4 separate regions of the Homo sapiens genome follow, and regions 2, 3 and 4 are each linked to region 1. The links are chromatin loops, found by intact Hi-C in ENCODE. Cell type or tissue: mammary epithelial cell. All regions are shown on one strand. Links, peaks and the distances in the headings refer to the core of each region. The heading gives the core; the rest is flanking DNA. Region 1 overlaps TOP6BL (TOP6B like initiator of meiotic double strand breaks). Region 2 has its middle 9.9 kb from the start of CTSF. Region 3 has its middle 12 kb from the start of NPAS4. Region 4 overlaps SPTBN2 (spectrin beta, non-erythrocytic 2).

Region 1 (7,442 bases), core at 1,432-6,431:
CAGGTGCGTCCTCAGTGCCCTGGGCTGAGTCCTTTTTTTCTAGGGTTAGCTGCTTAAAAAAATTAGAAGTCCTAAGTGAGTTTTGTAGAAACATGAACGAGCCCTAGTGAAACAGGAGTGTGCCTGGTGGCTTCACTGACCTCACAAGGTTATCTGCCCTCACCTGGAACTCCCTCTTCCTCCTGGCTCATGAATCCCCCTACCCACCCTCCAGTCTTCAAGGTTTCCCTCTGTGGATCCTTCTCCACTCTGGCCATTCACGGCACATCCTTTCTTCTCTGAGCTCCAGTCTCTTGGCTACTGCCTGCCCATTCCTCGGGCTCTGCATACTCTGCAAGTATCCTGTGTGCCCATTCATCAAGTAATGTGCAAATGTCCATTTTCTACACCCTAAATCCCTTCAAAGGCAAGGGCCATCATGCCTTTATCACTTTACAGCTAGCAGAGTGCCTTACACCAGGTAAGTTTGACTGAGAAAGTCAAACCTGGGAAGCCACAGGGTATATTCTGTAGTCATCGGTAGCCTCCTAGAGCCCTGCCACACTGGTTAGTTCAATAATTTGGACAGAGAAAAAGAGGTTCTTACTGAGACCAGAACCCAATCCTCCCAGCTCCTTTTCAAGAATACAGATGTATAAAAATAGGTATCTTCTTCCTCAAAATTAAAAATTCATAGCCAGGCGCGGTGGCTCATGCCTGTAATCCCAGCACTTTGGGAGGCCGAGGCAGGCAGATCACCTGAGGTAAGGAGTTCGAGACTAGCCTGGCCAACATGGTGAAACTCCGCCTGTACTAAAAATACAAAAATTAGCTGGCTGTGGTGGTGGGCTCCTGTAATCCCAGCTACTCAGGAGGCTGAGGCAGGAAAATTGCTTGAACCTGGGAGGTGGATGTTGCAGTGAGCTGAGATCACGCCATTGCACTCCAGTCTGGGTGATGAGTGAGACTCCATCTCAAAAAAAAAAAAAAAAAATTAAAAATTTGTGCTTCTCGGCCAGGTGCAGTGGCTCAAGCCTGTAATCCCAGCACTTTGGGAGGCCGAGGCAGGCGGATCATGACGTCAGGAGATTGAAACCATCCTGGCTAACACAGTGAAACCCCGTCTCTATTACAAATACAAAAAAATTAGCCAGGCGTGGTGGCAGGCGCCTGTAGTCCCAGCTATGCGGTAGGCTGAGGCAGAAGAATGGCGTGAACCCAGAAGGCAGAGCTTGCAGTGAGCCAAGATCACACCACTGCACTCCAGCCTGGGCGACAGAGTGAGACTCTGTCTCAAGAAAATAAAAATAAAATAAAATTTGTGCTTCCTATGAACAAAAGTGAAAAGTCAATCCACAAGAATGGGAGAAGACATTTACAAATCATACCTGCTAAGGTACTGTTACCCAAATTAAAGAACTCTTTTTAAAATTTATTTATAGGCCACGCACGGTAGCTCACGCCTATAATCCCAGCACTTTGGGAGACTGAGCCAGGCAGATAATGAGGTCAGGAGTTTGAGACCAGCCTGACCGACATGGTGAAACCCCGTCTCTACTGAAAATACAAAAATTAGCCAGGCGTGGTGGCGCACACCTGTAATCCCAGCTACTCAGGAGGCTGAGGCAGGAGAATCACTTGAACCCGGGAGGTAGAGGTTGCAGTGAGCTGAGAATGCTCCACTTCACTCCAGCCTGGGTGGCAGGGCAAGACTCCATCTCAAAAAAAAAAAAAAAAAATCATATTTTCTGTAGTGACGAGGTCTCACTATGTTGCCCAGGCTGGTCTCAAACTCCTGGGCTCAAGCGATCCTCCCACCTCCGCCTCCCAAAGTGCTGGGATTACAAGTGTGAGCCACCTTGCCTGGCCCAAGGTAAAGAACTCTCATAACTCAATAATTTAACAAACCAATTTAAAAATGGGCAAAAGAGGGCCAGGCACGGTGGCTCACGTCTGTAATCCCTACACTTTGGGAGGCCGAGGTGGGCGGATCACAAAATCAGGAGATTGAGACCATCCTGGCTAACATTGTGAAACCCCGTCTCCACTAAAAATACAAAAAATTAGCCGGGCGTGGTAGTGGGCGCCTGTAAGTCCCAGCTACTTGAGGCAGGAGAATGGTGTGAATCCGGGAGGTGGAGCTTGCAGTGAGCCGAGATAGCGCCACTGCACTCCAGCCTGGGCAACAGAGTGAGACTCCGTCTCAACAACAACAACAACAGCAAATGGGCAAAAGATTTGAATAGACCTTTCTTCAAAGAAGATATACAAATGGCCAATAAGCACATGGAAAAGATACTCAGCATCAGTATTCACTAGAGAAATGCAAATCAAAACCACGAAATTACTTCACATGCACTAGAATGGCAGTAAGAAAAACAATGACAACAGTTAATGAGGGTATAGAGAAATTGGAACCATCACACAGTGCTGGCAGGAATGTAAAATGATGCAGACTGTGGAAATCAGCTCGAAAGTTCTTTAAAAAGTTAGAACATAGTGTTATCATATGACTCAGCAATTCTACTCCTAGATATATACCCAAGACAGTTACAAGCATGTCCACACAAATATGCTGTTCGTAACAGCATATTCATAATAGCCGAAAAGTGGAAAAAACTTGTGTTCATCAACTAATTAATGGATAAAATGTGGTATATCAATACAATGGATTATTATTCAGCCATAAAGAATGGATGAAATTGTTATATGGTACAACATAGATGAGCCTTAGAAACATGCTAAATGAAAGAAGGCACATAAAGGCCCATGTTGTATGGTCCCATCTATATGAAGTGTCCAGAATAGGCAAATCCACAGAGATGGGAAGCATACTAGTGGTTGCCAGGGGTTGAAGGGAGAGGGGAACTGGGACTCACTGCGAATAGGTACTGCTAATGGCATGATGGAGATGTTCTGTAATTTTAGTGGCGATGGCTGCACAGCACAGTGAATATACTTAAAATCAATGAGTTTTATTCTTTAAAGTGGTAAATTTTATGGTATATGAATTATCTCCATGAGAGATCTATCATATATTGTTTACTAAAACAAGTTTTAGTTCCCAAGTAATTATATTCCAAGGAACATAGGAGGGGCAAAAATAATTCTAAAGACATAAAGAAAGAAACAGGATATTTTCTAAATATTTTTATCTTGAGACAGAACTTGGTTTTTTTTTTGGCTTTAGCTTGGAAAATCTCGTGTCATAGATAAATCTTTCTCCTATCTTGAAATTGGTCTTATCAAGGAACTACCCGCATTGAGATATGAAGCTCTGGGCCTCTCTGGTAGCCTTGCACACCCTTCATTCATCACCTGGTCCCCCAGATAAGACAGCCCTGACCTCAGAATACACCTTGGATTTAACATTCTATGGGACATTTATTTCTAGTCTACCCCCTCCCCCGACCCGCCGGAAACAATGCCTTTCCTTAGAAAATTGCCTCCTTGATACTACTCCTGCTCATTCTGGGTTTAAGTTCTCAGTCCCTACATATATCTATGACACTAAACCCTGGAGTACTATCTTGTTCACTCCTTCCTGGCCCACTGTCTCTGTTCAAACATTCAGGCTTAAAATATCCACTCCTCGCCAGGTGCAGTGATGCACGCCTGTAGTTCCAGTTACTCAGGAGGCTGACACAGGAGGATCACTTAAGCCCAGGAGTTCGAGGCTGTAGTGCACCATGATCACACCTATGAATAGTCACTGCACTCCAGCCCGGGCAACATAGCGGGAACCTGTTTCTAAAAAAATAAAAACAAAAATAATACCTTCTCCATTCCTGCATGACCTTTCCCTGAATATGTTCACTCTGAATACACACTCCCTCATTTTTTCAGTTTCTCAATAAAGCATATAATAGATGGTTTTCTTCCCTGTTACTCAAGAGGTCAGCTATTCTACCTTTCCTGTTTAGAAATGGAAACAGAATGGCCCAGAGGTCAAAGAATTTGACCTATCATCCTTAGTCTTGTAGTTCTAGCTGAAGCCACTGGGTGCCACTCTTGTACCACTAACAAGTTATTTATCACTAAATGGCCATTACCAGAGGATGTTGAGTGGAGAATCATGGGTTCTACTCAATGACCTGGATCACTCATCTGCCCTGGGCTTGCAACCTAGTCCTCTGTGTTAACAATATTACCAGGTTTCAGAGCCGGGAGCTCTCGGTACAAATTCTAGCCTTGCTATTTACTGACTGTGATTCTGGGCAAATTATGAAAGTTCTGTAATCAGTTTCCTCATCTGTAAAATGGGAAAACTATGACCTAATTTATAACATCTTTGCAGAGATTAAAGTGAAAATCTCGGCACAGATTAGGGATTCAGTAAGTGTTCCTTCTTTCCAAGACCTATGACTACTGGTAAGACCTTGAGTTCACTAGCCATATGCCAAATTAATTGGGCTATGAATGGCCCTGAGGCTATGAGCCATGACTATAGCAAAAGAACAGGGTAAAAGAGGTCAGATCTTTTTTTTTTTTTGAGACAGAGTCTTGCTGTGTCACCCAGGCTGGAGTGCAGTGGCATGATCTTGGCTCACTGCAACCTCCGCCCCCTAGATTCAAGCGATTCTCATGTCTCACCCTCCTGAGTAGCTGGGACTACAAGGGTGTGCCAACAGGCCTGGCTAATTTTTTTATTTTTAGTAGAGACGGAATTTTGCCATGTTTGCCAGGCAGGTTTCAAACTCCTGACCTCAAGTGATCCACCTGCCTTGCCCTCCCAAAGTGCTGAGATTACAGGAGTGAGCCACCGCACCTGGCCCAGATTATCTTTTTTAGGTCTTACTGGGATACCACAGAGGCCCAAGTAAAAGTACTTCAGAGGCTGAAGCACTCCTAGATCCTGAGGAGTCCCTCTGCGCTTATATCCTGGGTCCTATGATAACAGCACATGCCTTACCCTGAACCTGTCCCTAGAAAGCTGAAGATGTGGATGGCTGTAGTGAACTGCATTCTCCCCCACCCCAAATATGTCCAAATCCTAACCCCCAGAATTTGTGAATGTGAGCTTATTTGAGAAAAGTCTTTGCACATGTAATTCCAGATCGCAAGACAGGATTAGCCTGGATTTAGGGTGGGCCCTAAATCCCTAATTACCTGCCTGTAATCCCAGCACTTTGGGAGGCCAAAGCAGCCAGATCACCTAAGGCTAGGAGTTCGAGACCAGCCTGGCCAACATGGCAAAACCCCGTCTCTACTAAAAATACAAAAATTAGTTGGGCATGGTGGTAGGCGCCTGTAATCCCAGCTACTCGGGAGGCTGAGGCAGGAGAATCACTTGAACCCAGGAGGCGGAGGTTGCAGTGAGCCAAGATCGTTGCCACTGCACTCCAGTCTGGGCGACAGAGCAAGACTCGGTGTCAAAAAAAAAAAAAAAAAAAAAAAAAGGCAGAAAGATTTGAGAGACAGGGAGAAAGCAATGTGAAGATGGAGTTACAGTTTGGAGTTATGCAAACTACAAGAAACCAAGGTACAGTTTTTATCAGAAGCTAGAAGAGGCAAGACAAGGAAGCACTCTCCTCTAGAAACTTTGGAAGGAGTGTGGCCCTGCCAACACCTTGATTTTGGACTTCTGGCCTCCAGAACTGTGACACAATAAATTTGGATTGTTCTTAAACCTTCAAGTTGATGTTAATTTCTGACAGCATCCCAGGAAACTGATACAATGGATTTTAGCTTTATTTGCGCAAGGCGTGGACAGCGGCTTTCCAAGTCCGAGGGAAACTGGCAAGAGTATTTGCGGTGAAGCAGCTGAAAGGAACAGTGGACACGTTCCTGGGAAGTGCATCGTAGAAGGCACAGCCAGCCATGGAAGGGGTGGTGAAGGGAGCACTAACGGCTTTACTGCTGCTCTGTGCCTCTCTAATCACACTGAAGAGGAGGATGGTAAAGTCCATAAGATGCTTTGATCCTTGGGTGCCTGGGCACCTAAACTTCCCCACCCAATCAGGAAAGCAGAAGTACAAGGGGCAGAGCAGATGCAGAGGAGGTACCAAAGGCCCTGTTACTCATTTTCTCAGAAACAGTGTCCATAGCGCGGTGGCTCATGCCTGTAATCCCAGCACTTTGGGAGGCCGAGGCCGGAGGATCACGAGGTCAGGAGATCAAGACCATCCTGGCCAACACAGTGAAACTCCGTCTTTACTAAAAATAGAAAAAACAATTAGTCGGGCATGGTGGCAGGTGCCTGTAGTCCCAGCTACTCAGGAGGCTGAGGCAGGAGAATGGTGTGAACCCGGGGGGTGGAGCTTGCAGTGAGCCGAGATCACGCCACTGCACTCCAGCCTGGGCGACAGAGTGAGACTCCGTCTCAAAAAAAGAAAAAAAAAAGAAAGTGTCCATACTTGTTATAACTGTTGAGATATAAACTGACAGAGTAAACTGCATACATAGAAAATGTACAATTTTTTGTTTTTTTTTTTTTTTTTTTTGAGACAGAGTCTCACTCTGTTGCCCAGGCTGGAGTACAGTGGCATGATCTCAGCTCGCTGCAACTTCTGCCGCCCGGGTTCAAGCAATTCTCCTGCCTCAGCCACCCAAGTAGTTGGGATTATAGTTGCCTGCCACCATGCCCAGCTAATTTTTTTTATATTTTTAGTAGAGATGGGGTTTCACCATCTTAGCCAGGCTGGCCTTGAACTCTTGACCTCGTGATCCACTCGCCTCAGCCTCCCAAAGTGCTGGGATTACAGGCGTGAGCCACCGCACCCGGCCGAAAATGTACAATTTTTAAGTACACATGTGCATACCTGTGAAACCATCACACAATCAACATAATGAACATATTCATCTCCCTGCAAGCATCCTGCTGCCCTTTATAATCATTCCAACTCTCCCACCTCCCATCCTCTAGTAACCACTGACCTGTGTAGATTAGTTGGCATTTTATAGAATTATATGTAAGTGCAATCAAACAGTATGTACTCCTTTAGTTTTTGATTTTTTCACTTGCCATGCTATTCAGAGATTCATCCATGTCACTGTGTGTATCAATAGTTCTTTCCTTTTATTGCCACATAGTGTTCCTTTATATGAATCTACTACAATTTTTTTATCCATTTACCTGTTGATACTGGGTTGTTTCTCATTTTTGGGGCTATAACAAAAGTGCCATGAAGATTTGTGTATGATTCTTTGTGTGGAGATATGTTCTCATTTCTCTTGGGTAAATACCTAGGAGTGAAAGAGCTAGGTCATATGATAGGTATATATTTAACTTTTTAAGAAACTGCTAACTGTTCTCCGAAGTGCTTGTACCATTTTCCATTTCCACAAACAGTGTATGTGAGTTCTTTCTTCCACATGCTTGTTAACATGTGGTATAGTCAGTCCTTTTATTCCAGTGGTATGAAATGATTATCTCATTGTGGTTCTTTTTTGAACCTTTGTTGTGACTGATGATGTTGGGCATCTTATGTCTTTATCTGCCATTTGTGTATCTGTAGCTTCTT
Region 2 (7,442 bases), core at 831-5,830, 260 kb after region 1:
CTCAAAAAAAAAATACTTTTTTTGTAGGCTGGGCACAACGACTCAGGCCCATAATCCCAGCACTTTGCGAGGCTGAGGTGGGGTGGGTCACTTGAGGTCAGGAGTTTGAGACCAGCATGGGCAACATGGTGAAACTCCATCTCTGCTAAAAATACAAAAATTAGGGTGGGTGCAGTGGTTCACACCTGTAAACCTAGCACTTTGGGAGGCCGAGGCAGGTGGATCACTTGAGGTCAGGAGTTCGAGACCAGCATGGCCAACATGGCGAAACCCTGTCTCTACTAAAAACTCAAAAAATTAGCCAGGTGTAGTGGTGCGCACCTATAGTCCCAGCTACTCGGGAGGCTGAGGCGGGAGAATCGCTTGAACCCAGGAGGCGGAGGTTGCAGTTAGCTGAGATGGCACCACTGCACTCCAGCCTGGGTGACAGAGTGAGACTCTGTCTAAAAAAAAAAAAAAAAAGAGAAAAATTAGCCAGGCATGGTGGCTCATGCTTGTAATCCCAGTTACTCCAGAGGCTGAGGCAGGAGAATCGCTTGAACCTGGGAGGCGGAGGTTGGAGTGAGCTGAGATTGTGCTGCTGCACTCCAACCTGGGCAACAGAGTGAGACTTTAATCTCAAAAAGAAAAAAAATTTTTTTTTGTAGAGACAGAGTCTCACTATGTTGCCCAGCCTGGCCTCAAACCCCTGACCTCAAGCAATCCTCCCACCTTGGCCTCCCAAAGTGCTGGGATTACAGGCATGGGCCCCCCACATCCGGCCCAGACAGATTTCTTGCAGCTCTTGCATCACAGGCTTCCACACTTGTACCCACCCCCACCCCACAGATGGTGGTGTTAGTCCAGGTGTGTGACTAGCTTCAGGTTTTAAATCAATATACGTAAATCTGACCAAACCTCCAAATGACGACTTGCCAGCTGGTTAAGGCAGGGATTTAATTGTTAAGATGTCATGCCCTCCTAGGTCTGCAGGCCTCAGACCACCTAAGATGACCTTTTTAAATTAAAAGATAATTCCTGAGAAGGATTTCGCACTGAGCCCAAAGCAAGCACTAGCTGAGTATTATTATGATTGTTGTTGAATGTCTCCTCTGAGTTATGCAAAGGTGAAGTGAGTTAGAGGTCATTCTGGGATTATGGTGTAACAGGAAGCTTTTGGAAAGCTCTAAAGTGCTATAGCCTGAGATCTTGGCAAAGAAAGTAGTGAGGAGGATGTGAATCCATTTGTGTATGAGGCCCTGGGGCTTTTAGGGGTGGGAGTGGAGGTGGGGAAAGTCAGTATCCCAATCTAACTCTTGACGTGATTCAGCAGGAAGATCTGGAGGTGGATCAGAGCTGCCCACGCAAGGCTAAGGGACAGTCCCTGAGATGAATTCAGTCCAGGAAAGAAGTCTGGTCTCAAAACATGAGGCCCATGGTCAGGCGCGGTGGCTCACAGCTGTAATCCCAGCACTCTGGGAGGCCGAGGTGGGCGGATCACCAGGTCAGAAGATCAAGACCATCCTGGCTAACACAGTGAAACCCCATCTCTACTAAAAATACAAAAAATTAGCCATGCATGGTGGTGGGTGCCTGTAGTCCCAGCTACTTGGGAGGCTGAGGCAGGAGAATCGCTTGAACCTGGGAGGCAGAGGTTGCAGTGAGCCGAGATTGCGCCACTGCACTCCAGCCTGGGGCCTGGAATGTCTATCCTTCTATCCATCTATCCATTCTATCCATTCATATGCCCATCCATCCCCATCCATTCATTCATTCTACAAATATTAGGGCAAACCAACTAAGGGCCAAGCCGTGCCATTTTTTCACCCTTGTTGACCTTAGTCCCTCTTGGGAGCCCCAACCTTATCATACTTGATCAAATTCACCTATACCCCATCTTAAGTAATGTGATATTGTAATTTTTTTTTTTTTTGAGATGGAGTCTCGCTCTGTTGCCCAGGCTGGAGTGCAGTGGCACGATTTCGGCTCTCTGCAAACTCTGCCTCCCGGCTTCAAGCGATTCTCCTGCCTCAGCCTCCCAAGTAGCCGAGATTACAGGCGCCCTCCACCATGCCCAGCTAATTTTTTGTATTTTTAGTAGAGACGGGGTTTCACTATGTTGGCCAGGCTGGTCTCAAACACCTGACCTCGTGATCCGCCCACCTCGGCCTCCCAAAGTGCTGGGATTTCAGGAGTGAGCCACTGTGCCCGGCAATCGTTGTTTTTGAGGCAGAGTTTTGCTCTCTTGTGCAGGCTGGAGTGCAGTGTCAGGATCTCCCCTCACTGCAACCTCTGCTTCCCGGGTTTAAGCAATTCTCCTGCCTCAGCCTCCCCAGTAGCTGGGATTACAGGTGTGCGCCACCATGCCCAGCTAATTTTTGTATTTTTAGTAGGGATAGGGTTTCACCATGTTGGCCAGGCTGGTCTTGAACTGCTGACCTCAGGCGATCCACCTGCCTTGACCTCCCAAAGCGCTGGAATTACAGGCGTGAGCCACCGTGCCGGCCGGTTTATGTTTAAGGAGGTCCCTCCAGCTGTGGCCTGCAGAGGAGCTTGTTGGAGGCAGGAGTGGATTCGGTCAGGCAAGCAATGGTGAGGGCTTGGTCATAAGCGGCGGCTACGGGAATGGGGAGAAGTGGACAGATTGGAGAGATATTGGGGGGAGGGCTGGACTCCAGGGCACTTGGAGATGGGCTAGACGTGCGGCATGAAGGCAAAGGAAGAATCAATGACATTTCCAATTCTCTGGACTGAAGAGCTGGGGGAATAGTGATGCCATATGCTGGGATGGGAGATTCCTGAGGACGGGTGAGGATGAAAACAATACGCAGCTCTGGCTAAGTTTGACATCCAGGCGTTGATGCTATGTAGGTGGTGTGAAGCGCAGGACCCAGATCTGTCCATTTTAACTTTTAGCCACACGTAGGGGATGTAAATTACGGCTGATTTTTATCCGGTGATGCCAAACTCCTCTCTGGCCCTGCCTCCCTGACTCAGTGGTTGCGCTTCGGAGTGCAGTGGCTGCGTGGGAGGTGAGAAGCCTGCAACTTCTTCCAGGGCTCCTGACACTCGGGAATGCGCAGGACCGAGCCTCAACAGCGCCACCGTGTGTCGATAGTCATGACCGCCGTGGACCCCCGACTCCAGTTGTTCTGCCAGCACCCTCAGAATCCAGTCCTCCCTCACTCCCCTGCTCTTTCGGACGAATTAATCACTGTGGATTCTGGAACGCTTAGCGGTGGGAAGAAGGGGTGGCCTCAAAAGAAAGAGGTAGGCCGGGCGCGGTGGCGCACGCCTGTAATCCCAGCACTTTGGGAGGCCGAGGCAGCGGATCACTTGAGCCCAGGAGTTGGAAACCTGCCTCGGCAACATGGCAAAACTCCATCTCTACTAAAATAATAATAATAAATAATAACAATAATAATATAATAGTGAAATATTGGCCGGCCTCAGTGGCACACACCTGTAATCCCAGCATTTTGGGAAGTTGAGGCAGGTGGATCACTTGAGGTGGAGAGTTCCAGACCAGCCTGGCCAATATGGTGAAACACCGTCTCTACTAAAAATACAAAAATTAGCCATGTGTGGTGATGCTGCGTACCTGTAATCCCAGCTACTAGGGAATCTGAGGCAGGAGAATCACTTGAACCTGGGAGGTGGAGGTTGCAGCAAGCAGAGATCGCGCCATTCCACTCCAGCCTGGGTGACAGAACAAGACTCCATCTCAAGAAAAAAAGAAAGAAAGAAATCTACATTTCCATATGCACAGCCTTGGTCAGGATCACACTAGAAGACATCTGAAATGGTCATTGTGAAGTGGGACTGTTCTCTTTTTTGTTTTCTCTTCCTTCCTTCCTTCATTCCTTCTTTCTTTCTTTTCTTTTTTCAGATGAAATCTCATTATGTTTCCCAGGCTGGTCTTGAACTCCTGGCCTCAAGTGATCCTCCCTCTTTGGCCTCCCAAGCAGCTGTGATTACAGGTGTGAGCCTGGCTTGGGACCACTCTTAAATACAGACTGATACAGGCATGTTAACTTCAGAGACATGATCTTGTGAATGGTGAATGACTCCTTGTAAAGATCTGAGCTCATGTAAGGAAAATTCTTTTGATTTACATTTAGCTACATTCCTGGAAAATTCAGTATATACTAAAACTGTGTATATAATATAATGTGTTTACATAACTAACAGAGTTAGGGTTTTCAGCTCATAACTATAAGCAGGTTTTCCACTCATGTAAATAACTTATAGGACATTAGAAAGTTGTGCAGGACATGGAACAATGATCTGTTTTGCAGGACTGTCCCAAACACTGCAGGGTGTCCAGCATGCCTGGCTCATGTCTACTAAAGATCAGAAGAGCCTAATCAGGCCAGGTGCTCTTTCTGTATGTACAAATAGGCTCCAAAAACAAAGTAACTTGCTCATGGTCACATAGTCAATTCGAAGAGGCAGAACCAGAATTAGAACCCAGGTTGGTCAGTCTGACTCCAAAGGCTATGATTTTACCCTCTTTTAAAATTTTTTATTTAAGAGAGATGCAGGTTTCTCTGTGTTGCCTAGGTTGGACTTGTGGGCTCAAGCAATCCTCCTGCCTCAGCCTCTCAAGTAGCTGGGATTAGAGGCACCCACCACCACACCTGGCAACTTTTTTTTTTTTGAGACAAAGTCTTGCTCCATCTCCCAGGCTGGAGTGCAGTGGTGCAATCTCAGCTCACTGCAACCTCTGCCTCTTGGGTTGAAGTGATTCTCCTGCCTCAGCCTTCTGAGTAGCTGGGGTTAGAGGTGCATGCCACCACCCCTGGCTAATTTTTGTATTTTTAGTAGACGCAGGGTTTGCCATGTTGGCCAGGCTGGTCTCGAACTCCTGACCTCAGGTGATCCACCTGCCTTGGCCTCCCAAAGTGCTGGGATTATAGGCATGAGCCACCGTGTTTGGCAAGAGCCTGTCTTTAAAAAAAAAAAAAAAAAAGAAGGCCCAGTGTGGTGGCTCACGCCTGTAATCCCAGCAGTTTGCAGCAGTTTGGGAGGCCGAGACGGGCGGATCACGAGGTCAGGAGATCAAGACCATCTTGGCTAACACAGTGAAACCCTGTTTCTACTAAAAAAATACAAAAAATTAGCTGGGTGTTGTGGTGGGCGCCTGTAGTCCCACCTACTCAGGAGGCTGAGGCAGGAGAATGGTGTAAATTAGCAAGACTCCCTCTCAAAAGAAAAAAAAAAAGAGAGAGAAAGAAAAACAAAATAAATTAAACTTTACTCCCATGTAAGCGTCTCATGCTCTACCGACTGAGCTTGCTGGGCCCTCCACTCTCTTGTAAAAATTGCTGCAGATTTTCATGCGTGTCCGTGTGAAGAGACCACCGAACAGTCTTTGTGTGAGCAACATGGCTGTTTATTTCACCTGGGTGCAGGCGGGCTGAGTCCAAAAAGAGAGTCAGCGAAGGGAGATAAGGGTGGGGCCGTTTTATAGGATTTGGGTAGATAAAGGAAAATTACAGTCAAAGGGGGTTGTTCTCTGGCGGGCAGAGTGGGGGTCACAAGGTACTCAGCAGGGGAGCTTTTGCTGGTTCTAGGACAGGTAAAATGGGGGAATTGTAAGGAGAGTTTATAGGCTTTAAAAGGCCATGCTGTAGCAGGCGAGTGATAACAGGCTTTAATCCTTTTAAAGCGTGCTGTGGGATGGGATCTTGGCATTGAGCGGGGTAAGGGTGATTCGGTTTTAATGAGATGGTAACGGGTGCGTGATCGGTCTCCAAGGAGGAAGTAGAGGTATCTTACACTTGTGGGTTAAGGTGGGGGGATACAAGAGGAGGACACAAAGGAGGCTTTGGATTGGGAAGAAGGGCAGCAATGAGATGTAGTTGTACTCCAGGAATAGTCAGGGAAGCAGATAATTTAGTTGAAGTGTCTCGGCCTAATAAGGGAACTGGGCAGGTGGGGATAAGTAAAAGGAGTGCTTAAAAGAGTATTGTCTAAGTTGGCACCAGAGTTGGGGAGTTTTAAGAGGTTTAGAAGCCTGGCCGTCAATACCCACAACAGTTATGGAGGCAAGGGAAACAGGCCTTTGAAAAGAAGGTAATGTGGAGTGGGTAGCCTCCGTATTGATTAAGAAGGGGATAGATTTACCCTCCACTGTGAGAGTTACCTAGAGCGTCTGTGATGGTCTTGTAGGCTTCCGAGGAGATCGGGCAGTGTCAGTCTTCAGCTGCTAAGCCAAGAAGATCTGGGAAGGAGTCAGTCAGAGAGCCTAGGGTCAGAGTTCCAGGGGCTCTGGGACTGGCTTCCAGGTGAGTTGAACAATCCGATTTCCAGTGGGGTCCCACACAGGTGGGACACGGCTTAGGAGGAATCCCAGGCTGCGGGCATTCCTTGGCCTGGTGGCTAGATTTCTGGCACTTGTAGCAAGCTCCTGGAGAAGGTGGTTCTGGAGGAACGCCTGGCCACTGCGGTTTAGGCGTTTGGAAGTTCTTGTGTGCTGGAGATGTGGCTGGGGTTTGTCTCACAGTGGAGGCAAGGAATTGCAACTCAGAAATATGTTGCTACTTGGCTGCCCCTATTATTGTACACCTTGAAGGCGAGGTTAATTAAGTCCTGTTTTGGGGTTTGAGGGCCAGAATTTAATTTTTGGATTTTTATTTAATGTCGGGAGCAGATTGGGTAATAAAATGTATATTGATAATAAGACGGCCTTTTGACCTTTTAGGGTCTAGGGCTGTAAAGCGTCTCAGGCTTGCTGCCGAATGAGCCATGAACTGGGCTGGGTTTTTTATATTTGATGAAAAGGAGTCTAAAAAATGCTAACTGATTTGGGAGAGGTCGGATAAAGAAAAAGGAGCATTAACCTTGACTATGCCTTTAGCTTCAGCCACCTTTTTAAGAAGAAATTGCTGGGCAGGTGGGGGAGGGCTACTCACGGAATGAAACTGTAAACCGGACCAGGTGTGAGGAGGGGAGGTGATAAAAAGATTATAGGGTGGAGGAGTGGAGGCTGAGGAAGAATTGGGACCTAGCTCCGCCTGGCAAGGAGCAGCCTGGGGAGCGGGGAGGAGGGAAGAGGTCAGATGGGTCTGCAGAAAAGGAAGATTAGAAAGACTCAGCGACACTTGGGGTTGGGACTGAGGGGACAGATAGGAGGGAAAGTCTCTGTGCACTGGGCACAGAGACTAGGGAGGGACCGATGTGTAAAAGAATGCCTGGACGTCAGGCACCTCAGACCGTTTGCCCATTTTACGACAAGAATTATTTAGATCTTGCAGGATGGAAAAATTGAAAGTGCCGTTTTCTGGCTATTTGGAACCACTGTCGAGTTTGTATTGGGGTCAAGCGGCACTGCAGAAGAAAATAAGGCATTTAGGTTTTAGGTCAGGTGTGAGTTGAAGAGGTTTCAAGTTCTTGAGAACACAGGCTAAGGGAGAAGAAGGAGGAATGGAGGGTGGAAGTTTGCCTATAGTGAAGGAGGC
Region 3 (7,442 bases), core at 1,128-6,127, 430 kb after region 1:
AGATGGAGTAAACCAGGCTAAGGCTGCAGCCTGGAGAAGTGGAGGGATGCACATAAAGTGCCCCTCAGGGCTCTGGCTCGGGCCCCAGCAGGCTCCTTCCCCGGGCAGCAGCTGCCCCCTCCACTGCTCACCAAAGCCAGAGACGGAGGTCCCGGGCCGGGCCCAACACACCCTTCTGGTGCTCAGCAGCCCAGCTCCCCTTGCCATTCTTCCGGAAGCCAACCTGACCATGTTCTTCCCAGCTTAAGACCCTTGTGGCTCCCATTATCTCCCATTACTAAAAACTCCTCCAGGCTGGCACCTCCTTTCTTCCCCTTCCACCAACAGATACCTCAGCCTCCAGAGGCTCCAGCTTCAAGTCTCTCCTTGTTACTATCAGGGCACAGCTCGTAACATAGGAGTTTACAGATGAGGCACCTACCCACACCTTGTGTACCTGATGAGTGTATTAATTCATGAAAACCTCACAGCAGCCCTATGACATGCCAGCCATCATTACTCTCACAGGCCCTGGGCCAACAGAGAGGAAATCTACAGGGAACAGTCCGGGGGTCCCAGGAAAGACTGATGGGATTTAAGGCTCCAGTGGTCAGAGAAGGTCAGGGACTGGGCCGAGGGGCAACAAAGAGGAGACCCCCACGAGCAGGGAGAATGGTGCTCCCCATGCTGGGGAACGCGGGAACCACAGGGAGTTGGGTGAACCATGGTGAGCAGGGGAGAGTGACCCTTACGGCTGCTGATGGAGCAGCTTCTGAAGCCAAGAAGGGCTGAGCACTGGTGGGAGGGGAGGAGCACCAGGAAGCTTTGGTGGAAAGGACCATCAGGTTGAAGGGAAAGCCCCTGAATTGCCATCCCTGACAGGCTGTGAGTTGGGAGAGCCTTCTGCCAAGGAGTCCAAGGTCCAGGAAGAAGACGAGCTGAGCTCAGTCTAGATGTCAGCGGATTATGTTTGGTGCAGGGGAATAGTTCTGAATAGGAGCAGCAGAAGATGCAGATTCTGTTCCCAGCTCTACCACTAGCCTGCTGGGCGTGTTCTGCAAACCTCTCTCCCTCCCTGGGCCTCAGTTTTTGTATTTGCAAAATGGCAGTGGGTCAGACCCCTTAGCCTCAAAGGGCCCTCCCAACCTCTGGCACTTGAGCATCTCTGAGCCTGCTGGGCCACCTGTCCCAGTGCCTCTTGGGCTTTGGAAGTTGAATGCTGCAACCCCAAGCCCCAGTTTCAGGTAGGGATGAGCCCATTGCCCAATGCTGGGGTCCGAGTGGGCCTGAAGGCTCCCAGAGGACCACGTTCTCAGCCCTGGATGGGCAGGGACCCTGGAGACCTGGCCTGTGTGGACACAGGGGAGTAAGTACTGGGACTGAGCCTGTAGTTTTGCTTCTTCCACCCAACCCGTTGGGGGTCGTTCTCACAGCTTGGTGCTGGGTACACCAGGGGACTCACCATTGGAGGGATCCGATGGGTTCCAAGGTGCACAAAACAGACCCCCAGGTCATCCTCAGGTGGTCTACACAGCCTGTGGCTAAAGCAACTGCTGTCTCCAGCACTTCTTAGCTTCAGTCTGGTGAAAGGAAGAAAGTCCCCTTGGCAGTGTCTTACAGGCAGTCATAGAGGGACCCCACAGCCTGGCCAAAATGCTCAATTTCAGAAAATCCCAGACTCATAATTGGAGTGACGGCCCTTGAAAGATGGTCTTGGATGACTGAGACCTAATGCAGAGAGTGGAGTGACCCCAGTGACACACGGCCAGCACTTGGTGGAGGTGGACCCGGACCAGGTCCTTGGTTCATGGTGCAGTGGCCATGTGGGCCTCCCACAGGCTGTCCTCTGGGGCCCAGGTGCTGAGGAGCCTGGGCCAGGAGGCAGAGCTGTAGGTCCTAGTCTTAGCGGCACCCTGACTTGCTGTGCGACCTTGGCGAATTGTGTCTGAGGGCCGCCTGAGTCTCCCCCTCTGCACTGAGGGCTTGGCGCTGGGAGCAGACGCTCTGTTAAAGCACCATTCAAGGTCCCAGAGCTAGGCGCTGGGAGTGGACGCTCTGTTGAAGCACCTTTCAAGGTCCCAGGGCTGTACCAGAGCAGGAACTTCTCTCCTTGCCACCCTCGGAGCCCTCAAGTGCTGCTTGTGTGTTCGGCTCCACCTCTGGGTCCCCCATCCCGGTCCAGAGACCAGCCCAGAGATGTCTGGAATCCACGCAGCTCCTTGAGAATGGTCAGGCACTTCTCAGCTGCCCTCCCAGGTCCCGGTCAAACGCCTCCAGGAAGTGCTGCAGGGAGAGAGCAGAGGTCAATAGGACCGGGCAGGGGGTCCAAAGGGCTGGGTCCACTTGACTCTGGGGAGCCCTGCCGGACCCCTGCAGGCCACACCTACATCCAGAGGCCAATTGGTCCTTGTAGGCAGTCTGGGGAAATGTTTGGTTCCAGAAAGTTCCAGAGCTGGTGGCTGCAGGAATCCTTCAATGGAGGCGATGTTTGCAAGCAGCAGCAACCTAGTTGGTTGGTCGTGGAGTCCGTGGCATCCAGAAGCTTTTCCAAAAAGTCCGCCCAGGTCCAGACTGTGCTGGGGAAGGAGAGGCAGCTGGTGCCATGACAGAGGTGTCCAGCCCCTCTGCTTGGTGCAGGGCAGGGGCTGGATACTGGCACACGGGGCTGGCTATGCTCAACCATAAGGAATGCCTTGACCTCTGGCCAGGAGGTCAGCATCTGTGGGTTCTGGCCCATGCTCTTCCTCTAGGAACGTGCCATGTGGCCCTAGTCAATCACTACTTTTCTCTGGGCCTCAGTTTCCCTTCCAGTTTAAGGAGGGGGTTGGAGCAACTGGTAAGGGGCTTTCCCAGGATCCTAACTCTGCTCCAGGCTGAGCTCAGGGAGAAAAAGTTTAAGGGGTCGGGGGCGCCTGGAGGGAGGCAAAGGTCTCCAGGGTCCCATGGTGGCCCCAAGGGTAGTGAAGTCCTCACCTGGTGTTTTCACCCTGTGGCCTTGTCCAGAGAGGATCCCCGAAGGCGCTAGGCCTGGCATCTCGTTTCTTTCCAAGGTTTGGACAGAAGTCTCCCCTGTTGGAGGAGCAGGGCGGGGGCGAGGGGCAAGGGCAGGACTTCCCTTCTCCCTGGTTGAAATGTCTCCATAGAGGGTGGGGGGCGCTAAGATGGGGGTGGTGGGGGCGTGTGGCGCCGGGGACTCCCCGGCCCGGCGCGGGGCTCGCGGCTCGGGGGCGGGGGCAGCTCCCAGGCTCTGGTGGAGCCGCCACTCCGCCAGTTGCCTTAAAAAGGCGCCAGCGCGCGCGCATCAGCAGAAGGGCTGCGGCTCTCTTCCAAATTAGGCAAGAATTGGGAGGCCGCGGGAGACTAGCTGCGAGAAGAGCGCGGACGTCACCCGGGGCCTCCCTCTCCCTCCCGCTCCCCGCGCCTGCATCACGTCCCCATGGCAACGGCGTGCCTCGGCGGCGATGAATGAGCCACTGCGAAGACCGGCGCGCGCCGAGATGCGCGCCCCCTCCGCCAGGCGTCACGGCCCCGCGGCTGCCCAGGGTAAGGGGGTGCAGCCCGGCGCCCGGAGGAAGGGATGCCCCACTCAGATTCCCAAAAGCCCAGGACCCATTCATTCCCAGCTGATCTTGTTGTGTCCCGGGAGCCCGGGGAATACTCCGTCCAGGGGTCCTTGACCCTCTGGTTCAGGGCTCCCTGGCTCCCAAGGCCCCCCTTACCCGGTCTCCGCTCTCCCCCGGTCAGCCCTCTGCTCCCCAAAGCCTGCGGCAAACCAAGCATTGTGTGGCTTAGCGCCACCGCGTGGCCGATTGTGGGGCTGCGGCGGGCGTGCTTGGCGGCTGGAGTCCCGCCGTCTATGTCGCCCTCTGGCGTCTGCAAGAGGGGAAGAGCATAAAAGAACTCAGCAATTTTCACACCAGAACCCTGATTAACGCGGGACTCATTCTTACCACTTAGGATTAACTTGTGATCAATCACACTTGTGATTAACGTTCAGCGAGCGCGCTCCATGTGTTAGGCACTTGCTACGTGCTTTCCTCGTATTACTCCATTCTCACAGCAACTCTGTAATGCAGAATATTATTATCATTTTATTTTACTTATTTTTTGAGACAGGGTCTCACTCTGTCATCAAGACTGGAGTGCAGTGGTGCGATCTCAGCTCACTCCAGCCTCTGTCTCCTGGGTTCAAGCAATCCTCTCGCTTTAGCCTCCTGAGTAGCTGGGATTACAGGCGCGCACCACCACACCCAGTTAATTTTTGTATTTTTAGTAGAGATGGGGTGTTGCCATGTTGCCCAGGCTGGTCTCGAACTCCTAGACTCAAGCAATCTGCCTGCCTCAGCCTCCCAAAGTGCTGGGATTACAGACGTGAACCACCGCTCCTGGCCTATTATCATTTTAAAGTGAGAAAAACTGAAGCCGAAAGAAGTTGTGGCTTTGCCTAAGATCCCATAGCAGCACGGGGCAGAACGGCCTCCTGCACTCAAGACTGTGAAAAGTGCTCTTGGGCCCTTTCACTTCCACACCCCTTGTCTCTTTTGACCAGCCTCACAGTCTCTTGAGATAAGCAGGACAGTGAGCATTAAAATCATTCCCATGTACAGATAAGGAGACTGAGACTGGGAGAAGTGAAATGGTTTTCCGGAGGTTTCAGACAGCCAAGGGTGGAACTCAGGTCTCTGGGCCTCTGACCCAGAGCTTTTTAGGATGAGGTAGCAGGGTGAAAGTGAGTCCAACACATCTCTGTGAGCCCCTGCTCCTTAGGATGAACGAAGGAGCCCATCCTAAGCTACTCCACCGTTAACAAACCAAGCAGCCCACAGTCAGGAGAGGGTCAGGGGGTCTCCCTATCTTCCAGCGTTTTGGGTGTTCATAGGAGCTAGATGCTCCAGTCTCTCCCCCTCCTCCCCAATTATCAATATCTCTAATTTTATTTTATTTTATTTTGAGATGGAGTTTTGCTCTTGTTGCCCAGGCTGGAGTGCAGTGATACAATCTCGGCTCACTCACTGCAACCTCCACCTCCTGGATTAAAGCAGCTCTCCTGGGTCAGCCTCCCAAGTAGCTGGGATTGCAGGTGCAGCTAATTTTTGTATTTTTTAGTAGGAACGGGGTTTCACCATGTTGGCCAGGCTGGTCTCAAACTCCCGATCTCAGGTTATCCGCCTGCCTGGGCCTCCCAAAGTGCTGTGATTATAGGCATGAGCCACTGCACCCAGCAATATCTCTAATTTTATATATACTGTGTTTCGTGTTTGAATGTTGTTGTCTTACGATGTAATCTTCCTGCTGTGGTGGAACCCTTGTACGTATCTACTATTTAGTGAGAAAAATGCCTCCTCTTTGCTTGCTGTTCTTAACGGGTTGGCGTTGTTTTTCAATGAATCTTCTTGGGTCTATTGCTTTCTTGATTTTCTTGCAGAAATACTGATCTTATGTAAGTCTTTGGAGGCTGTTGATAGCTTGTTCTTACTGGCTTGTATTTTCTTTTTTCTTTTTTTTTTTTCAGATGATGTCTCACTCTGTCACCCAGGCTGGAGTGCAGTGGTGCGATCTCAGATCACTACAACCCCCACCTCCTGAATTCAAGCGATTCTCCTGTCTCAGCTTCCCAAATAGCTGGATTACAGGTGCCTACCACCACACCTGGCCAATTTTTGTATTTTTAGTAGAGATGGGGTTTCACCATGTTGGCCAGGCTGGTCTCAAACTCCTGACCTCAAGTGATCCCCCCACCTCGGCCTCCCAAAGTGCCAGGATTACAGGTGTGAGCCACAGTGCCCAGCCTGTGCTGATAACATTCTATGGCTTTCTCTGTGCACCATTAGGTGAGAGAGGTTGGGAGGCACTGCTTCAGGACTACTTAGGGGCATCATCAAAACTGTTGATCTGGTGGATGTGAAAATGTATCTCGTTGTGGTTGCCCTTAATACTGATGGGGTTGAACATCTTTTCAAGTTTATAGAACATTCTTATTTTTTCCCTCTGGAATATTCATGTCTTTTACTTAATTTTCTCTCTCTTTTTCCTTTTCCTTATTGATAAGTCATTGTGGATACTATTTATTGCTGTATCGATCAGGGTTCTATTGCAGAAACCACTCTTACCATTTTAAGCATTAAGGGATTCTGTATAGGGTTTTAGTGTTTATAAAATAATTGGAAGAGCTGGAGAAATGGGCTATTAATTGGACCTTCAGAAATGACATAAAAAACAACCCTGCAGAATCAGCCCACCCCAGGGTACTGTGAACTCTGCCGCAATCTGAGGCTGGAGAATCCTCTGTCCTAACCGCTGGCTCTGAGTGACATCACTTTGGCCAAGGATTGGGAAGCTGCTATTGAGAGCGTTGATTCCAGGAATGCACTGCCTTGGCTGGCGTCTGAGGGATAGAAAGTCAATGTCAGGACTGTTGGCTCCAAAACTGGTTGTGCCTGAGCATTGCACGGCAGGACAGATGCCTCCTGCACAGCTGCCCATCTCACGGGAGTGCCTCTGGCTGGCGGGATCTAAGTCCCTTGCTGTAAGCAAGTCTGGGAAACAGAGTGTTTCTCTTTGTAGAATCTGAAGAACAGGAAAGCACACTGGAAAGAGATTGGGAGAGATCGTGAGTTAACCAATTTACCACGCCTGCCGAATCCCACCCTTTCAGACACTCAACATTCATTTGTGCCCTCATCCTCAAACATCCAAACAATGACATCAACCACCATCCGGCCCCAACACAAAAACTCTCTCTTTCTCATACAAAGATAAAAGTACTAAGTCACTCTGTATTAGTCTGTTCTTGTACTGCTATAAAGGAATAACTGAGACTGGGTAAATGATAAGAAAATAGGTTTAATCGGCTCATGCTTCCGAAGGCTGTACAGGAAGTATGGCAGCATCTGCTTCTGGGGAGGCCTCAGGGAACTTACAATCATGGTGGAAGGCAAAGTGGGATCAGGCTTCTTCACAGGACTGGAGCAGGAGGAAGAGAGAGCAGGGAGAGGCGCTACACACTTTTAAACAACCAGATCTCACTCACTTACTATCACAAGAGAACAACATGGAGGGGACGGCGCTAACCCATGCATGAGAACTTCACCCACCTGGTCCAGTCACCTCCACCAGGCCCCACCTCCGACATGAGATTCGGTGGGGACACAGATCCAAGCCATATCACACTCCTTAAAAGAGAACATAGTAGCTCAGTCATCACACCCATTTCTGGGTATTATTCAACCTTCTTTGGTTCAATCCCAATTCCATCTTGATATCCTGTAACTTGTGGACTTAAAATATGAACCACCATCTGTACTCTCTATCAGTTCTCCACCTTGAGAACACTGACATTTTGGGCCAAATAATATCTGTTGTGGGGGACTTTTCTGTGCATTGTAGGATATTTAGCAGCCTCCCTTACTCTACCTGATAGATGCCAGTAGCGCTCCCCTTTCCCAAGTCATGGCAATTGAAAA
Region 4 (7,442 bases), core at 1,641-6,640, 140 kb after region 1:
AGTCCCCCATGGTACGGGGGAGGGCCTGGCTCCAGGACGTGGTTTTTGTCATGGTTAGAGATTGTGGGGTTCTGGTGCCACAGCTCCATGGTGGAAAGTTATGGCCTCTGGGAAACAAACGTCTTTGTTGGAGACAAAGAGTGGGACAGTGAGTCCAGAACCTTGATAAAGTACAAATTAGCAGGTAGCGAAACTGCAGCCTGGATTTAACGCCATAACTGTTCCTGAGTTCAAAGCAGGATGGTGCTCTTCAGCAGGCTCTGCAAACCTTGTCTGGAAAGGGCTTGGGCTGGATGGTCAATATCTGAGGCTTTGCAGTCCAAACAGTTTCTACTACAACTACTCATCTCTGTCGTTGTAGTGCAAAAGCAGCCTCAGAGAATAAGTGAATGAATGAACATGGCTGTTTCCCAATAAAACTTTATTTGTAAAAACAGGCAGTGGGCCAGATTACCCCGTGGGCTGTATGTAGTCTGCCAATCCTTATTTTCGAGTCTTGCCGTCCCTGGTTCTTGGTCTCCCACCCAGCTGTTCCTCAAGAGTCAAGGACAGATAAAGCTTTATATCTGCTCAGCAAGTATCCCTACAGAACATGGTACGTGCTCAACAGTCTGCGAGGCACTGCAGGGTCTACGAAAAGACACTTTCCTTTTCTCAAGGGCATGATGGTTGGGACAAAAGGAGACCAGTGTGCTTTCAAGTGTTTCCATTCGTTCAGCAAATATTTACTTGGTGCTACTATATCCAAAGCATTGTATTAGGCCCTGCGTGGGGTCCGAAAGGGATCCCATGGTAGGCTCCACCCTGAAGGAACAACACTGTAGCCAGGATATGAGGCATATATGCAGGTAGCTAAATCGAATCCAGAGCAGAATCTGATGAGTGCTGTGAGAGTGGCCCCGTTGAAGCCTGGGGAATAAGGAGAGAGGAGATATGGAAATTCTAGAAGCAGCAACATCCAGGGCAGTCCATGGAGGATGAGTAGAATTTGGACAAGTGGAGATATGGAGGAAAAGATGTTTCCAGGTAGAGAAAACCAAACAGAAAACCAGTGGTAGGCAGTGCCTGTTTGGGAGCAAGGGGGTGAGTGAGTCCAGCAGCAGCACAGAATGTGTGCAGGGCCCCATGGAAGAAGAGGTGGGAGAGAAGCCCCGGGAAGTCCTGACCACCACATGCGTGTGCTTCCAAGTGTTGATTGTGCTCAGGGTTGTGAAGCTACCCAGGCAGTGCTAGCCTTTGATGCTCTCCATCCTGACAGCCACAGCCACCTGCAAAATGGCCTGAAGGCAGTGTCTGGGTTTGTGTTCCCCTAGAAGCAGACCCTGAAACAGTGATTCTAGGGAGGTGTCCCCGGGAATGATCAGTAGGGGGGTGGAGCCATGAGAAGGGACAGAAGTCATGCCAGTTACCCCCATGGGCATCAGGAGCCCAACCCTCATGGGGCATTCTGCGGGGGTGTAGATGGAACACAGAACACAGCACTCTCACAGCCACGGCACAAGGATGCTGTGTGTTTATCCATCAGCTCCCTGTCTGTCACTGGTTGAGGGCTGCTTCTGGGCTTGTTAACTCTGTGGCTCTTCCAATTTGCCTTCCACACAGTTCAAGAGAGCACACTTCCCTCACCACCCCAGACACAGAAATCCTCAAGCAGAAAAGCTGGAAGTGGGGAAACCAGGTGGGACTCAACTTGCTATCACTGAAGTGAAGAGTAATGAGTTGAGAAATACAAAATGATGGCAAATAACTCAAGTCAATGTGCAGTGTGGTGCCAGAAACCACAGGCACCAAGGAACCCAAACTAAAGAGAGTGCAAGGGCTTCCTCGTTGAAATGCTGTTTGAGCTGGGTCTTGAAGGAGGAGTGGGGTTCATCAGCAGTGAGGGAACAGCAGTTTAGAAGGGATTTTAAACCTCCGTGAAGAGTGTGTCGATAAGAACACACAAGGACTTGGAATTATTGCCCACACTTCAGGTCTCTACTGCCCGTAAGGCCCCTGGTCTGCTCTCAGCCTCTAAAGTTCAGGCTAATTTGGGCACTTTGACATTTTCTGTCCTGCCTTCCAGGAAGGGCGAGAGCTCACCCTTGAGAAGCCAGAGCTGAAAGCCCTGGTGTCGGAGAAGCTGAGAGACCTGCACAGGCGCTGGGACGAGCTGGAGACCACCACCCAAGCCAAGGCCCGCAGCCTCTTTGATGCCAACCGAGCTGAGCTGTTTGCCCAGAGCTGCTGTGCCCTGGAGAGCTGGCTGGAGAGCCTGCAGGCCCAGCTGCACTCGGATGACTACGGCAAGGACCTCACCAGCGTCAACATCCTGCTCAAGAAGCAGCAGGTGTGCTGTGGGCCTTTGATGGGGATGGTGAACAGCAGAAGAAAGGGGCTGCAGCTTTCAAGATTTGGGAGGCCAGCTGAGGCCTGGCAGATAACACCTTCACTAGCATTTCCCAGAGTCATTTCTTTGGGCAGCCAGTATCAGAATCTCTAGGGATATGTCGCAGTCAGGGTTAGAGTTAGGAGACAGACCCCCTAATAATTTGACGATGAGAACTTCAGTAAAAAGAAATATTAATTAGGCCAGGCACAGTGGCTCATGCCTGTAATCTCAGCACTTTGGGAGGCCAAGGCAGGCAGGTCGCTTGAGGTCAGGAGTTCAAGACCAGCCTGGCCAACATGGTGAAACCCCGTCTCTACTAAAAATACAAAAATTAGCCAGGCGTGGTGGCGCACGCCTGTTATCCCAGCTACTTGGGAGGCTGAGGGCTGAGGGAGGAGGATAGCTTGAACCCAGGAGACAGAGGTTGCAGTGAGCCGTGATCATGCCATCGCACTCCAGCCTGGGCAAGCCTCTGTCTCAAAAAAAAAAACAGAAGTATAAATTAGTAAAAGGTGGTAAAGAGAACTCTATAGCAGGGGTCAGAAAACTTTTTTCAGTAAAGCACCAGATAGTAAATTTTTGGGGCTTCATGGGTCGTAAGGTCTATGTCACAGCCCTTCAACTCTGCCCTTGTAAGGAAAAGCAGCTGCGGATTATATGTAAAATAAGGGGTATGGCCAGGTGTGGTGGCTCACACATGTAATCCCAACACTTTGGGAGGCCGAGGTGGCCGGATCACTTGAGTCCAGGAGTTTTGAGACTAGCCTGGGCAACATGGCAAAACCCCATCTCTACAAAAACTACAAAAATTAGCTGGGCGTGGTGGTGGTGTGTGCCTGTAGTCCCAGCTACTCAGGAGGCTGAGGTGAGAAGATTGTTTGAGCCTGGAGAGTCGAGGCTGCAGTGGGCTGTGATCGTGCCACTGCACTGCAGCCTGGGTGGCAGAGCGAGACTTGTCTCAAAAAATTTTTTAAAAAGGGGTGCAGCTGTGGTCCAATAAAAACTTTATAAGGCTAGGCAGTGGGCTGGACTTGCTGGTCCCTGCTCTGAAGAATGCAGAATGGGAAGTGTAGGGAGCAGCTGACACCTCTGGGGTTGAGGAGTCCCCCAGGAAGGAGCAAGATGGCTGAGTCTCAGACCTCCTTGGAGAGGGCGGAGGCCCACTGAATGGCCTGGAAATTTGCTGGGGTATCACAGGCCAGAGCATGTCTGAAGCCAGCAAGCCAAGGCTGGCCAGCAGGAAGTGGCCACTAGAGTGCAGCAAAACTTGCCAGAGAGTAAGAGCCACCGGATCTCTTGCGCACTGTGGACAGTTTTGCTGTAGGAGGAAGAAAAGCACCTTGGAACCGTGGAATGCCCCACATCTGCTAGGCATTGTGGTGTCCCTCCAGCGCCCTCTGCTGACAAGGCCTAGATTGTGCCTGCTGGCAAAGGAGGAATGTTTCCAGGGGCCAGTTCCAGTGTCTCAAAGCAGGGCCACGATGGATTGGGGATGGAGAGACAATGAATTGATAATGGGCACAGTTATCACACTACCCTGGATTTTTTAATTTCAATCTTTTAGATTCGCGGGTGTGGGTGCAGGTTTGTTATAAGTTATATTGTGTGATGCTGAAGTTTGGGGTGTAATTGAACCCATCACCCATGTAGTGAGCACAGTACCCAATAGGGATTTTTTCAACCCCTGCCCTTGGATTCTTGTGCATATAAAGTTCGAGATCCACTGATCCAGCCCATGAGGGGATGCTCTCCCTGGGTGAGCTGCAGTGATGAGCAGCCACAGTGGGCTGGATAGAGACTGGTTGGTGTCTCTGCTGGGCATGAAGGCGGAAATGCAGAGCTAACATGTCCTTCCTCCTGGCGGTTTGCAGATGCTGGAATGGGAGATGGCTGTGAGAGAGAAGGAGGTGGAGGCAATCCAGGCCCAGGCCAAAGCACTGGCCCAGGAGGACCAGGGTGCAGGGGAGGTGGAGAGAACCTCGAGGGCCGTGGAGGAGAAGTTCAGGGCCTTGTGCCAGCCCATGCGGGAACGCTGCCGGCGCCTGCAGGCTTCTCGCGAGCAGCACCAGTTCCACCGCGATGTGGAAGATGAGATTGTGAGTCACTGGGGCCAAGGACGGCAAGCTGCCCCCAGCCATGTGGTTCTCCAGCCTCCCTCCTGGATGCCAGGGAGATGCCAGCAGGGCTCTATTCCCTCTTCTCTTTGGCATTGACCATCTCCCCTATAGGGAGACTTGGAGATGCCTCCCAGAACCAGAGATGACTGTTCCCCACACACAGGGCGGTAGCCCCAGGTGTCCCCACTCCCACTAATCAGTCCCTGCTGCTTGCCTTGCCCTCTGGGCCTCCACTGACCCCCTCTTCCTCTTCCAGTTGTGGGTGACAGAGCGGCTGCCCATGGCCAGCTCCATGGAGCATGGCAAGGACCTGCCCAGCGTCCAGCTTCTCATGAAGAAAAACCAGGTGAGGCAGAGGCTGAAGGCAAAAGAGAAGTTCCCAGGAGCCTGCCCAGACTTGGACGTGTTTTTTCTTAAGACCAGGCCCCCCTCGATGCTGAGTGTAACCCTGGACTTCAGTGGCTGTCTTTCCTCACCTTGGGAGGGTGGGTCCTCTCAGTAGGAGATAGTGGGGGCTGGGCGGCTGACGGGTGTTACCATCGCACCCCCAGGCTAGGAGAGGGAGCAGAGGACCCAGGAAGGAGAGAGGCACAGGGGTGAAGGGTGGTCTCCGGGAGCACGTGGGGCTGGGGCAGGACTTTCAGCATTTTCTCTTCTGTGGCCATGGGCAGACCCTGCAGAAAGAGATTCAGGGCCATGAGCCCCGGATCGCGGACCTGAGGGAGCGGCAGCGTGCTCTAGGTGCAGCAGCAGCAGGTCCAGAGCTGGCTGAGCTGCAGGAAATGTGGAAACGCCTGGGCCACGAGCTGGAACTTCGAGGGAAGCGACTGGAGGATGCCCTGCGAGCCCAGCAGTTCTACCGCGATGCCGCCGAGGCGGAGGCCTGGATGGGCGAGCAGGAATTACACATGATGGGCCAGGAGAAGGCCAAGGTGAGGGCCAGGACAGAGCCCAGTGTATGTGACCAGTTCTGCCCTCCCCTGACCTGATGCTGGATGCCACTGTCCCTTCCCCCAGGATGAGCTGAGTGCCCAGGCAGAGGTGAAGAAGCACCAGGTGCTGGAGCAAGCCCTGGCCGACTACGCGCAGACCATCCACCAGCTGGCGGCCAGCAGCCAGGACATGATTGACCACGAGCACCCAGAGAGGTGGGTGCAGCGGCAGCCCGGCCCAGCCTGGGGGTGGAGCCGGCTGCAGGAACAGGAAGGTGCAGGGAATGTGGAGCCTTCAGTGCTGTGTGCACGGAGCCTTCTAGAAAGCTGGAACACAGGGTGGGCGAGCTGTTGGGAGACTCAGAGGGACAGGGCTCCACAGAACAGACCGGAGGTCAGAGCTACACCCCTAAGTCCCACAGTGCCTCCCTCACTCTTCTTGCAGCACTCGGATATCCATCCGCCAAGCCCAGGTGGACAAGCTGTATGCCGGCCTGAAGGAGCTGGCTGGAGAGCGGCGGGAGCGCCTGCAGGAGCACCTCCGGCTGTGCCAGCTCCGCCGCGAGCTGGATGACCTGGAACAGTGGATCCAGGAGCGCGAGGTGGTGGCGGCCTCCCACGAGCTGGGCCAGGACTACGAGCATGTGACTGTGAGTGTAGGGAGGGCACCCAGCTCAGATCAACCGTGGGAAGAGTGGAGGACCCACAGGGAGACTAGGACCTAGTCCCAGGCAGAGCACTGAGGGGCTAAGGGGCAAGACCAGGCTGAGCAGGCACTGTCCTCCTGGTTTTGAGGTATATGATTTGAAGAGGCCGGGCATAGGCTCACACCTGTAATCCTAGCACCTTGGGAGGCTGAGATGGGAGGATTGCTTGAGTCCAGGAGTTCAAGACCAGCCTGGGCAACATAGTGAGACCCCCCATCTCTACAAAAAAAATTTTTTTTTATTAGCCAGGCACAGCCGTGCATGCCTGTAGGCCCAACTACTTAGGAGGCTGAGGTGGGAGGATCTCTTGAGCCTGGGAGGTCGACACTGCAGTGATTGCGCTAGTGCACTCCAGAGCAAGACCCTATCATCTCTAAATACATACACACACACACAATTTGAAGAATTGTACAGAAAGGGGACATGAAGCTGAGCTGAGACAAGGGCAAACAGGAAATTATCACTCACACTTTTCAACAGAATTCAACAAAACGGAGTATGATCCACCCCCCCGACAGTTTGGGGGCTTGGACCCTCAGTCGTACAGAAATATGGACCATAGTTAGGGTATCCTTGTCTGAAGCCTAAGGGTCCCAAGCACCTTGAAACGCCTTTGCTGGGGGTGGAGGGAGTCTGTCAAATACAGGGTCAGTGGGAAGCAGCTGCACCTACTCCTTAACCACAGGGAAGAAACCTGTCCCGGCCCCCATGCAGCGGGGAGAGGTGGGTTCTGAGTTTGGAGTGGAGGACTCGCTCCATCAGGCAGGGACCACATCCCCTAACATCACGGCATGGTCTGTCCATCTGCTTCCTCTACCAGATGCTCCGAGACAAATTCCGAGAGTTCTCCCGGGACACAAGCACCATCGGTCAGGAGCGCGTAGATAGCGCCAATGCGCTGGCCAATGGGCTCATTGCTGGGGGCCATGCTGCACGGGCCACCGTGGCCGAGTGGAAGGACAGTCTCAACGAGGCCTGGGCTGACCTGCTTGAGCTGCTGGACACACGGGGTCAGGTGCTGGCCGCGGCGTACGAGCTGCAGCGCTTCCTGCACGGGGCACGCCAAGCCCTGGCGCGGGTGCAGCACAAGCAGCAGCAGCTTCCGGACGGGACTGGCCGCGACCTCAACGCTGCCGAGGCCCTGCAGCGCCGACACTGTGCCTACGAGCATGACATTCAGGCCCTCAGCCCCCAGGTCTGACCCAAGCATGAGGAGGTGGGGGAGGCTTAGAGGAGGCCATGGGGGAAATGCCGGGGAGAGTTCCCAGGAGCTAGGGTAGAGCTCAGAAATGCTGGGAGGACGGCACTCTTTCGA

What was found. Peaks named below come from ENCODE experiments on the same cell type or tissue, not always from the same donor. Only the 100,000 strongest peaks of a DNase experiment are listed, where the experiment ranks them.
Region 2: a loop joins it to region 1, with 14 times the contacts of the local background. A loop is called at or near these places in 47 of 110 quality-filtered maps.
Region 3: a loop joins it to region 1, with 18 times the contacts of the local background. A loop is called at or near these places in 49 of 110 quality-filtered maps.
Region 4: a loop joins it to region 1, with 19 times the contacts of the local background. A loop is called at or near these places in 105 of 110 quality-filtered maps.

Annotation. Positions count from the first base shown.
Region 1 is chr11:66,830,977-66,838,418 of GRCh38, reverse strand. It overlaps TOP6BL (TOP6B like initiator of meiotic double strand breaks), which reads right to left. Exons shown (of 15, transcript NM_001302084.2): 13 at 1-49. Among named protein-coding and RNA genes, the nearest start is that of RCE1, 8.7 kb to the left of the region's middle. In mammary epithelial cell, for the core only: a CTCF peak has its summit at 3,981; no DNase peak of the experiment used is centred there; H3K27ac peaks cover 321 bases.
Region 2 is chr11:66,574,831-66,582,272 of GRCh38, reverse strand. No RefSeq gene overlaps it. Among named protein-coding and RNA genes, the nearest start is that of CTSF, 9.9 kb to the right of the region's middle. RefSeq lists an enhancer at 2,744-3,557 and a silencer at 6,988-7,188. In mammary epithelial cell, for the core only: a CTCF peak has its summit at 3,120 (motif pointing left); a DNase peak (open chromatin) is centred at 3,012.
Region 3 is chr11:66,404,973-66,412,414 of GRCh38, reverse strand. It overlaps a transcript of NPAS4 not described here. Among named protein-coding and RNA genes, the nearest start is that of NPAS4, 12 kb to the left of the region's middle. RefSeq lists a silencer at 3,455-3,514. In mammary epithelial cell, for the core only: a CTCF peak has its summit at 3,800 (motif pointing left); DNase peaks (open chromatin) are centred at 3,384 and 3,784; H3K4me3 peaks cover 311 bases.
Region 4 is chr11:66,691,164-66,698,605 of GRCh38, reverse strand. SPTBN2 (spectrin beta, non-erythrocytic 2) reads left to right here. Exons shown (of 38, transcript NM_006946.4): 21 at 2,066-2,329; 22 at 4,243-4,467; 23 at 4,745-4,834; 24 at 5,160-5,420; 25 at 5,506-5,636; 26 at 5,866-6,070; 27 at 6,948-7,322. Among named protein-coding and RNA genes, the nearest start is that of RBM4B, 17 kb to the right of the region's middle. RefSeq lists an enhancer at 3,289-3,789. In mammary epithelial cell, for the core only: a CTCF peak has its summit at 3,705; a DNase peak (open chromatin) is centred at 3,675.